Linked DNA regions of Homo sapiens: regions 1 and 3 are each linked to region 2. A link is a contact called in ENCODE Hi-C data. All regions are on one chromosome and are shown on one strand. Each heading gives the region's core, a stretch centred on a gene start or an enhancer-like site at or near the end of the contact. The rest is flanking DNA. Distances are from core to core; before and after follow the strand shown.

What was found. A loop is a pair of places that touch in the nucleus more often than their neighbours do. Pooled maps may share reads with other maps.
Region 1: a loop to region 2 is called in a pooled map, with 5 times the contacts of the local background. The contact joins the promoter of RALGAPA1 here to the promoter of SCFD1 in region 2. A Hi-C loop is called at or near these places in 8 of 50 pooled maps.
Region 3: a map of CD8-positive, alpha-beta T cell shows a loop between it and region 2 (5-fold over the local background). The contact joins the promoter of BRMS1L here to the promoter of SCFD1 in region 2. A Hi-C loop is called at or near these places in 1 of 168 maps with a recorded cell type or tissue (CD8-positive, alpha-beta T cell), 1 of 37 single-sample maps with no recorded cell type and 12 of 50 pooled maps.

What each region holds. Positions count from the first base shown.
Region 1 is chr14:35,807,931-35,810,789 of GRCh38, reverse strand. RALGAPA1 (Ral GTPase activating protein catalytic subunit alpha 1) reads left to right here and starts at 1,495. Exons shown (of 42, transcript NM_001346249.2): 1 at 1,495-2,060. The coding sequence starts at 1,955. RefSeq lists enhancers at 1,349-1,448, 1,285-1,845 and a silencer at 1,529-1,768.
Region 2 is chr14:30,621,034-30,624,059 of GRCh38, reverse strand. SCFD1 (sec1 family domain containing 1) reads right to left here and starts at 1,741. Exons shown (of 25, transcript NM_016106.4): 1 at 1,661-1,741. The coding sequence starts at 1,721. RefSeq lists enhancers at 1,459-2,138, 1,208-2,407.
Region 3 is chr14:35,824,762-35,827,682 of GRCh38, reverse strand. BRMS1L (BRMS1 like transcriptional repressor) reads right to left here and starts at 1,345. Exons shown (of 10, transcript NM_032352.4): 1 at 1,025-1,345. The coding sequence starts at 1,166. RefSeq lists silencers at 785-954, 1,205-1,304.

The sequences.
Region 1 (2,859 bases), core at 246-2,745, 5.2 Mb before region 2:
TTTAGGTCTATGTAATTCTAAAGATCATGCTTGAAAACATTGTATTATTGCCTAAATTTCACGAAACTGTGAGGGACAGACCTTATTTTGATTTTATTAATAAGAAAACTGATGCTGAGAGGAACTAGAACTAAAATCTCTTGAACAATCCCCTTATTTTTCTATTATGTTATAAGCTTCCTCAAAACATGTATGGCTTGTAAGTTTGATGATACAAACAAACCCTACATGTAGAAACTGAATAAATTTTTTGTACTTTAAAAAATATAGGATTGTTGTTGAAACAAACTACCATTAAGCAAAGCACTATATTTTAACATAATTTTGGCAAATGTCTTACATCTCTCTTCTTTGCTGATTTTGTTATTTTTCTATGTTAATCACATATTTCATTGGACAAGTCTATTGCTATGGGTGAGAACATAGAAGGAAACAGTTCAAACAAGCAAACTCACTCTTTATCAAATTATTTTGTGGAGGAAATGTTCCTGGCCAGGCGCAGTGGCCTCACGCCTGTAATCCCAGCAGTTTGGTAGGCTGAGGCGGGCGGATCACTTGAGTCTAGGAGTTTTAGACCAGTTTGGGCAAAATGGCGAAACCCCGTCTCTACAAAAAACACAAAAATTAGCTGGATGTGGTGGCGCGCACCTGTGGTCCCAGCTACTCGGTAGGCTGAGGTGGGAGCATCACCTGAGCCTGGGAGTTCGAGGCTTCAGTGAGCTGAGATCACACCACTGCACTTCTGCCTGGGACACAGAGACCCTGTCTGGAAAGAAAAGGAAAAAGGAAAAAAAAAAAAAGGGTTCCAATAAAAATTTCAATTTATGTCATTCAGAATTTCACGGATTTTTTTCAGCTATTGCAGATTCTTCAGATGACTCCATCAATGTAATAAGAACCTTGAATTCTTCTTTGCAGAGGAAAAACTGACAATATATTCATCTTTATGTGGGGTGCAGATGGGGAAAAGATTTTTAAAAGCACAATAGAAAAGGAAAGCAAGATTACTTTTATTTAAAAAACCTAGATACCTCTGCTTAAGCCTTTCTGTTGTCAAGTTGTTTGCAGCAAAAAACAGGGATATTGCAAATAGAAAAAATATGAAAGAAATCACATACATAGTGCAGGAAATATTATTAGTAATAGATTTAGGACAGAATAAATTGCCCAACTGTAACTTCGTTTATCTTTCTGCTAGAGGATCTGGTGGCCACAACAACTTATGCACATTTTCAAAGATAAATCATGGACATATTTAATAAAGATTACTTCTCTTTGCTTATTACTATCATTTGGCTTACAATGGAGCACGCAGTAACTACCTTCCTTGCCTTTCTTGAGATTCTCCTTTGGCTGCTTACACAGGAAACCAAGGCGGGGAGTGCCACGGGTGATCTCATGCTGGCATGACGTCAAGAACTCTTGACGTCAGAAGGCGGTTGCCACGGACACCGTTCGCCACCGACGGCAGAGTCGTGAAACCCCATCACTACCACACTCGTCTCCGTTTCGGCCTCTGCAGGGTGTAAGCTGCTAAAGAAGCTTCAACCTTAAGGGGGCCTCAGGGAGAGAGTTGTGCTCCTGCCGCCGAGAGCTCCACCTTCGTGGCTCTGGGTCCGGGGCCCCGGCCTGTGGCGGCGAGCGGCGGCCGCTGGAGACGAGCGGCGGCGGCAGGCGGCCAGCCCGGGTCTGCCTCGCTCCGTGCAGGGCCGGGAGAGGGATCCGCCATATTGGAGCTGGGGCCGAAGGTGCCTTGGAGCCGCGGCGCGAGGCGGGTGGAGGTGGCGGCCCTGGCCTGGATCGGGAAGGAGTCGGCTCTGCCCTGGCCCGCAAGGCTGGGGAGCTAATGAGCCTCTCTGGCTAGTCTCCTCCCCGTCCACTCCCTCCACTTTCTGCCGCCGGGACCCGGCTGGGAGCCGGCTGTGGCAGTGGCAGTGGCAGTGGCAGCGACAGGATGTTCTCCAAGAAGCCGCACGGGGACGTGAAGAAGTCCACCCAGAAGGTGCTAGACACCAAGAAGGACGCACTGACTCGCCTCAAGCACCTGCGCATCGTCATCGGTGAGGAGCGAGGGGTGGCAGCGCCGAGGCCTGGGTTGCCCGGCCTTCCCTCTCCTGGGAGCCCCTGCGGACTCTCTCTCGGGACCTGGCGCGGTGCAGGAGAGGGCAAATCGTAGCCTCTGCGGAGACGCGGGAGGGTGAATAATTCGGAGAAGCGAAAACTTGGCAGTTGGCAGCACTGATTACTGTTAACACAGTAATCTAATTTTGAGTTAATAGTCTGAACTTATTTTTTAAAATTGGTATTACTCTAAAAACTTAGATCTTTAAGACTTTGTGGGGAGACCTGGCGTTGTGGATAATGGTGTTTATAGGATATGTTTGCCAGATGACTACTGCCAACCCCACCCAAGTAAAAAGAAAAATAAAATCCTCTCTCAGACAATATAAACCTTAATCTTTCAAGTTTCTTGGCAGATGAAGACAAGGAGGTAGCAGTTACACCTCTTTGGGAAGTGGGCGGTTCCCAAAAAGCTGTGGGAAGGAGCCCCGCCCTTTTGTTAATGCACCTTGTTCATCACTAGTCATTTAGAGGGAGAACTATTATAGGTAGTTTAACTCATCCTTTGCTTCTCGAGAATTGTATATAATTCTATTTTTAATTAAAAATATTTTTTTTATCGTCTGCCCTTAAGTTCTGTTTTGCTGGTAGACCAAACAGTGCTCTAAGTTTTGAATATAATGTTAATCGACTCTTTTGAATACTTAGTCATTTGGTAGGCTGATAAAGGCTGTAATAATACTTATGGAACATCTGGTCCAGTAGTTGGATTTTTTAGATGAAGACATTTGAGATGAA
Region 2 (3,026 bases), core at 492-2,991:
ACCTCTATCTTACTTTCCTCACCTGTAAAATGGAGATAATACATAATCACCTAATGCAATGCCTAACAATAGTAAATGCTCAATAAATGCCAACTATTATCTCATCCACCCAAATATTCTAGTATCTAGAATATTTAAGGACTGTGAGTTATCTCCCAAAACATTCTCCATAGGCATGAGGGAAATAGCTAATTCTGCATTATAATATATATACAAGGATTTACCTTCCTCTGAAAATAAGGCAGAATTCAATGACAGTAAAAATTTGATAAAAAATAGATCTAGCACTACCTAGTAATTCTGTAAAATCTTACTATGTTTATTTCTGCAGAAATACAAACGATTAGATTTTAATGATCTACAAAATTTCTGCATACAAGTTTACGGCCACGCAAATTTATTTTTCAAAAAGCTCTCTTGTATTGGTACAGTTTTACTGACACGTTATTTTAATATGTAGTATAGTCATCAGAAACACAGTATTAAAACAAATGGAGCTTCCATTTGTTTAAACATATACAACGAATGGCAGGTATGCCCCAAATCTTATTTGAACTTCCCTATATTTAGTTATGCCTGACTTCACCTGATAGGTTATACTAAATTATTTACTGGGAAAAGCAGAACGCAACTCAGTATCTTTTGTGTGTCATTACTAAATTGAAGTCTATCACTTTTTCTTTAAATGCCAAAGGAAGGAATCAAGTACAGCCCAAATCCCTTCTGTAGGTCATATGAATTATAAATTTATTTTCCTATTCATATTTATATCCAACAGAGCATAATTTCAGGAAACAGAATTCCAAGTATGCACATTCTTGATGCCTTATTTCTATTAGCTCCTCAGAATAAATTGCTTGAAAACTTTTAAGACAACTAGTTAACAAGTATAAACCTTTAGTTTGTAGCTAACAGGTATAAACCAAGTTGTCATGAGAAGTTTTCAAGTAAGGCAAAACTAATTTCTAAGACGGAAAAAAACCCAAAACTCAAGAGAAGAATATGTGCCTTTTTACATTTCTCTGCATAAATAGAAGCTATATAAACATGCTCTATTGAAGATAAAATATTATTTTAAAACAATGTGTCAAACAATTAAAATGAGAAAGCTATTAATTCATTTGTTTTGCCATTCTTCAATGCCTTCCAGCAAGCTGAAGGAGAAAATGTTTATCACCAGGCATTTTTCTGCAGGTACCCCCAAAAGACTGGTCCGAAGTAGAGAAGTGGCGCAAAGCAAGCCGCTGTGAAAATACCTAAATTCTCTGAGTGTCAGAAAATGGGAGTTCTCTTAAAAATCAAAACCAGGAGAACTGAACCACGCACAGAAACTCGGAGACCTCATAGGTGGCAACATAGATAAGAAGCTATCAGCTGCTAGATCTTGTTGTGATGGCCTTCTGATGCCCACTAGGAAGGAGACAAGAGCAGGGCCGTAGCAATCCGCCCACCGCTGAAGCTCCTTCTCCTGCACCACAGGAGGAACCGAGTCCTCAAGCTAATGGCAACTTCTCCCCAAAAACTCAAAGGGGAGGGGCTCTTGATGTTCTAGGGACTGGATTAAACTCCTGGAGATCGGTCTCTGAGCTGCACGCACCAGAGGAGAAGGATGTCGTCGGGGCAGTCACGAAGCTTCAAGGAGAAGAGAATAAGTCAGTACCTGTCTGCCTTTCCCGAATACTGGCTGCTGCTGCTGCTGTCGCTGCCGCCGCCGCCGCCATCTTGGCTCCCACGAGCCACTGCCCGGCTGGGGAGCGGAGCGGGGGGATGACGTGGCTGCCCTTACCGCCCCGGAAGCAAAGCCCGGAAGGGCGGGGCCAAAGGGTGTGCCTGAGTTCCGGACCCCACCTCCTCCAGGAAGACCTCCACTCTCGGTAGAACTGGGAGACCCGGTGCAGGTTAATTCAGTGGCCCGTAATGTTAGGCGAATACTAAGAGTTTTTATCCTACCGAATCAAGCCACACTCTCTCAAATGGTAGCAACATTAAATTGAGCTGTTAGGGTAGGAGCGTGTAGTGCTAAGAACCTAATTACTGAACTGTTGGTTTGGTGACTTACAGAGCACTTAAAGGGTGATAATGCTCTAGGAGTATAAGGACCACAGGACTGAAGTAAATGAAGCTCCTGAAACACAGGCAACATTTTAACGTTAGCTCTCGTTTCTCAGTGCAGCAGGAGTCTTCCCTTTGCTCCTTTCTCCAGAGAAACGGAAAGCATTGGAGCATTACTCTGATCTGGCATATTTCTCAGTCGCATCTCTTTAAAAAAAAAGGTGTAGCTTTATGGTGGCGTTCTGCCGGCATGGACACGGGATCCAGGGAGGTACAAAATGAGAAATTAGCATTTCTCCTCTTTCCTTGTAGTAATTGCAAAATCACCTTGCCGTGGGAAGGAAGTCAAGCAGTAGTGGGGTGTGTTGCCTAGGCTGGAGCGCGCAATCAGGGATCACTGCAGCCTCAAATTCTGACGGTCAAACGATCCTCCTGCTTCAGTCTCCCAAGTAGCTAGGGACTACAGGGGCACACCATCAGGCCAGGCTGATGTGCTGGTTTTTGTTGTTGTTTTGTTTTTGAGATAGTATCTCACTGTCTGTCGCTCAGGCTGGAGTGCAGTGGCAGAATCTCGGCTCACTGTAGTCTCGACCTCCCGGACTCAAGCGATCCTCCCAAACTATCCTTCCACCTCAGACTGCCCACTAGTTGGGACTATAGGCAGGGGTCACCACGCCCGGCTAAATTTTTTTTTTTTTTTTTTGTAGAGACGGGGATTCACCATGTTGGCCAGGCTGGTCTTGTGCTGGCGGTTTAATGTACACTTGAAGCCACGTGACCGCAAAATATATGGGATAGATGATTTCTAACTTAATCCATAGATTTTACTGTATGACCAAAATGGATACACAATGACACCTCATTTCCCGAGTTCATTGATGACGCTTCATTATGAAGTTGCACCAAATTCTGAAATGAAATCACTCTGTACCTCAAAAGCTTAACTTTCACAATTATATAAATGAAATGGTTAG
Region 3 (2,921 bases), core at 96-2,595, 5.2 Mb before region 2:
ATAATAACTATTTATCCCTCATATTGAGTACTGTCCAGTGCTGCACAAAGAAGTCACTCATAAATATTTTTGGATGGCTGATTTACTGATTGAAATTATATCCTTCCATGGAGATTTGCTTTGCAAGGGAAACATGAAAAGAGGGCATCTGGGTGATACTAGGCTGTCATCAACCTATCATCAATGCTTCCTTTACATGACCAAAATCAGGCCAAGACAAAGAAGTCAGTCTCATCTCCATCATTTGAATCGAAAGAAAATAATCCCGGTAATCACAAATTCCATTTCACTTTAGAATAACCATTCCTAAAAGTTTGCAAAATTTATTTGTAGTGTTAATCTGCCCTCCTCCCCCACCCAAAATAATTTAAAACAGCCCAAAGTTAGAAAAAACTGAAGGGAAGAAAAGACTTGGAGAATTTTCAACGCTGCCAAAACTCAGCCAATTTATAAGCATATGAAGATCCAAAATGAGCCCGAATGTTGGTCCCTTCCTCTCAGTCTTGCAAACTTCAGGGAGCTACTGAACGGGACCGCTCTCAAGTTAGCCCCCGAAAAGACACTGATGTAAAAGTGCTGACCGGCAAGTTGACTTGCAAACTGAGGTTAATTACTAAGCCGACCCTCTGTCCCGGCAACTCACTTGCGCTGAGAAGTGAGGGTTGCAAAGGTGAAAATAGGGAAAGAGGTCGGTGGGCTGGGGAGAGGAGGCATTTCCAGTTTGTCTGCTGCGGGAAGTTGTCCGCCTGGGCTGGTCGCTCCAGAGCACCACCGGGGGCAGGACCACGCCGCGTTTGGGAGCTGGACAAGCCCAGGCCCGCCCCGCCCCGCCGCCGGGACCCATCAGGAGCCAGACAGCGCCCAGCGACCGGTCAGGGTGCAGCCCAGGGCCCAGAGCCAGTCTCCGCCCCTTCCCTCTGTCCCCGCCCCGCTTTCCCAGCAGGACGCAGCCGCCTGGCGTGCGGAGAGCGGCCTGTCGCGCGCTGGGCGCGGGGACTCAGGGTCCCAGCAGTGGGTCGCGCACCTGAGCTATCTCCATCCTCGGAGACCGACGAGCTCTCAGTGTCCTCGTCCTCGGAGCTGCTCCCCTCATTTTCGGCGTAGTCCACCTCCATCTCATCGTGATGGTTGGTCTCCTTCTTATCCCCTCGGGAATGGACTGGCATTTTCCAGCCGCGCCGTCGCTTTCCACTACCGGCGCCCAGCCCGGCCACCGCCGCTTCAATGAAGGGCGCGCGGAACGCCCCAACCCACCCAGCCACCGAGCTTGCTCGCCCCCTTGGCTCCTCCCCGCCCCCGGCCCGGGCCTCACAACCTAACCCGCAGGCTCTGCGATGGGAGCTCTGCCATTGGCGGAGGCCTTCCACCGAGCCAGAGGGCGGGGGCTTGCCCTGCTCTGGTACGATTGGTTGCCCGCAATTACGACGCGGCCTTCCGATGCTTGCCGGGAGTTGTAGTTCGTAGGTCTCAGACCTGCAGGGGCTGCACGCTTCCATCCCTCGGCAGCCCTGATCACTTCTTCCTTCTGGACTTCAAGTCCCACAAGGCACGAAAGCTGACACTCTGGATCGCAGTTTATAAACTAAACAGAAACAGATTGTGCGAATTTAGTCTGTATTTATCTATTTCCCGCCAAGTGATTGTTTGACCTGCCTGACCATCAGAGATGTTACTGTTAGATGTGAAAATGTCTTTTGCCTAAAAGGATCTTTGCCTGCTCATTGAGCCTGGGGAACTGGAGAACCATCTGTTTTACTAAGCACCTTTATTACCTACCATTAATAAACTGTTTTATTTAATTATTAACTATAGACGATAACTTGCACTTTCTGTGTTGTGCAAAAATCTTTAAATTATTCTTGAAACTTTTACAATACAGAAGGTAAGGAAGTTTTATCTTGGCATTTTCAATCTAATATTTTTGGCATTTATTTTTTACCAAATGCAGTCGGAAAATGCCATCAGTCCTGATTTAACTTTAGTTTTCAATGAAAAATACATACTTAACCAGATGTACTTTCTCAAAAAAAGGGTACATAGCTCCCTCTCCCTCTCCCTCGCCCTCGCCCTCGCCCTCGCCCTCTCCACGGTCTCCCTCTCCCTCTCTTTCCACGGTCTCCCACTGATGCCGAGCCGAAGCTGGACTGTACTGCTGCCATCTCGGCTCACTGCAACCTCCCTGCCTGATTCTCCTGCCTCAGCCTGCCGAGTGCCTGCGATTGCAGGCGCGTGCCGCCACGCCTGACTGGTTTTCGTATTTTTTTGGTGGAGACGGTTTCGCTGTGTTGGCCGGGCTGGTCTCCAGCTCCTAACCGCGAATGATCCGCCAGCCCCGACCTCCCGAGGTGCCGGGATTGCAGACGGAGTCTCGTTCACTCAGTGCTCAATGGTGCCCAGGCTGGAGTGCAGTGGCGTGATCTCGGCTCGCTACAACCACCTCCCAGCCGCCTGCCTTGGCCTCCCAAAGAGCCGAGATTGCAGCCTCTGCCCGGCCGCCACCCCGTCTGGGAAGTGAGGAGCGTCTCTGCCTGGCCGCCCATCGTCTGGGATGTGAGGAGCCCCTCTACCTGGCTGCCCAGTCTGGAAAGTGAGGAGCGTCTCTGCCCGGCCGCCATCCCATCTAGGAAGTGAGGAGCGTCTCTGCCTGGCAGCCCATCGTCTGGGATGTGGGGAGCACCTCTGCCCCGCCGCCCCGTCTGGGATGTGAGGAGCGCCTCTGCCCAGCCGCGACCCCGTCTGGGAGGTGAGGAGCGTCTCTGCCCGGCCACCCCGTCTGAGAAGTGAGGAGACCCTCTGCCCGGCAACCGCCCCGTCTGAGAAGTGAGGAGCCCCTCCGCCCGGCAGCCGCCCCGTCTGAGAAGTGAGGAGCCCCTCCGTCCGGCAGCCACCCCGTCTGGGAAGTGAAGAGCGTCTCCGCCCGG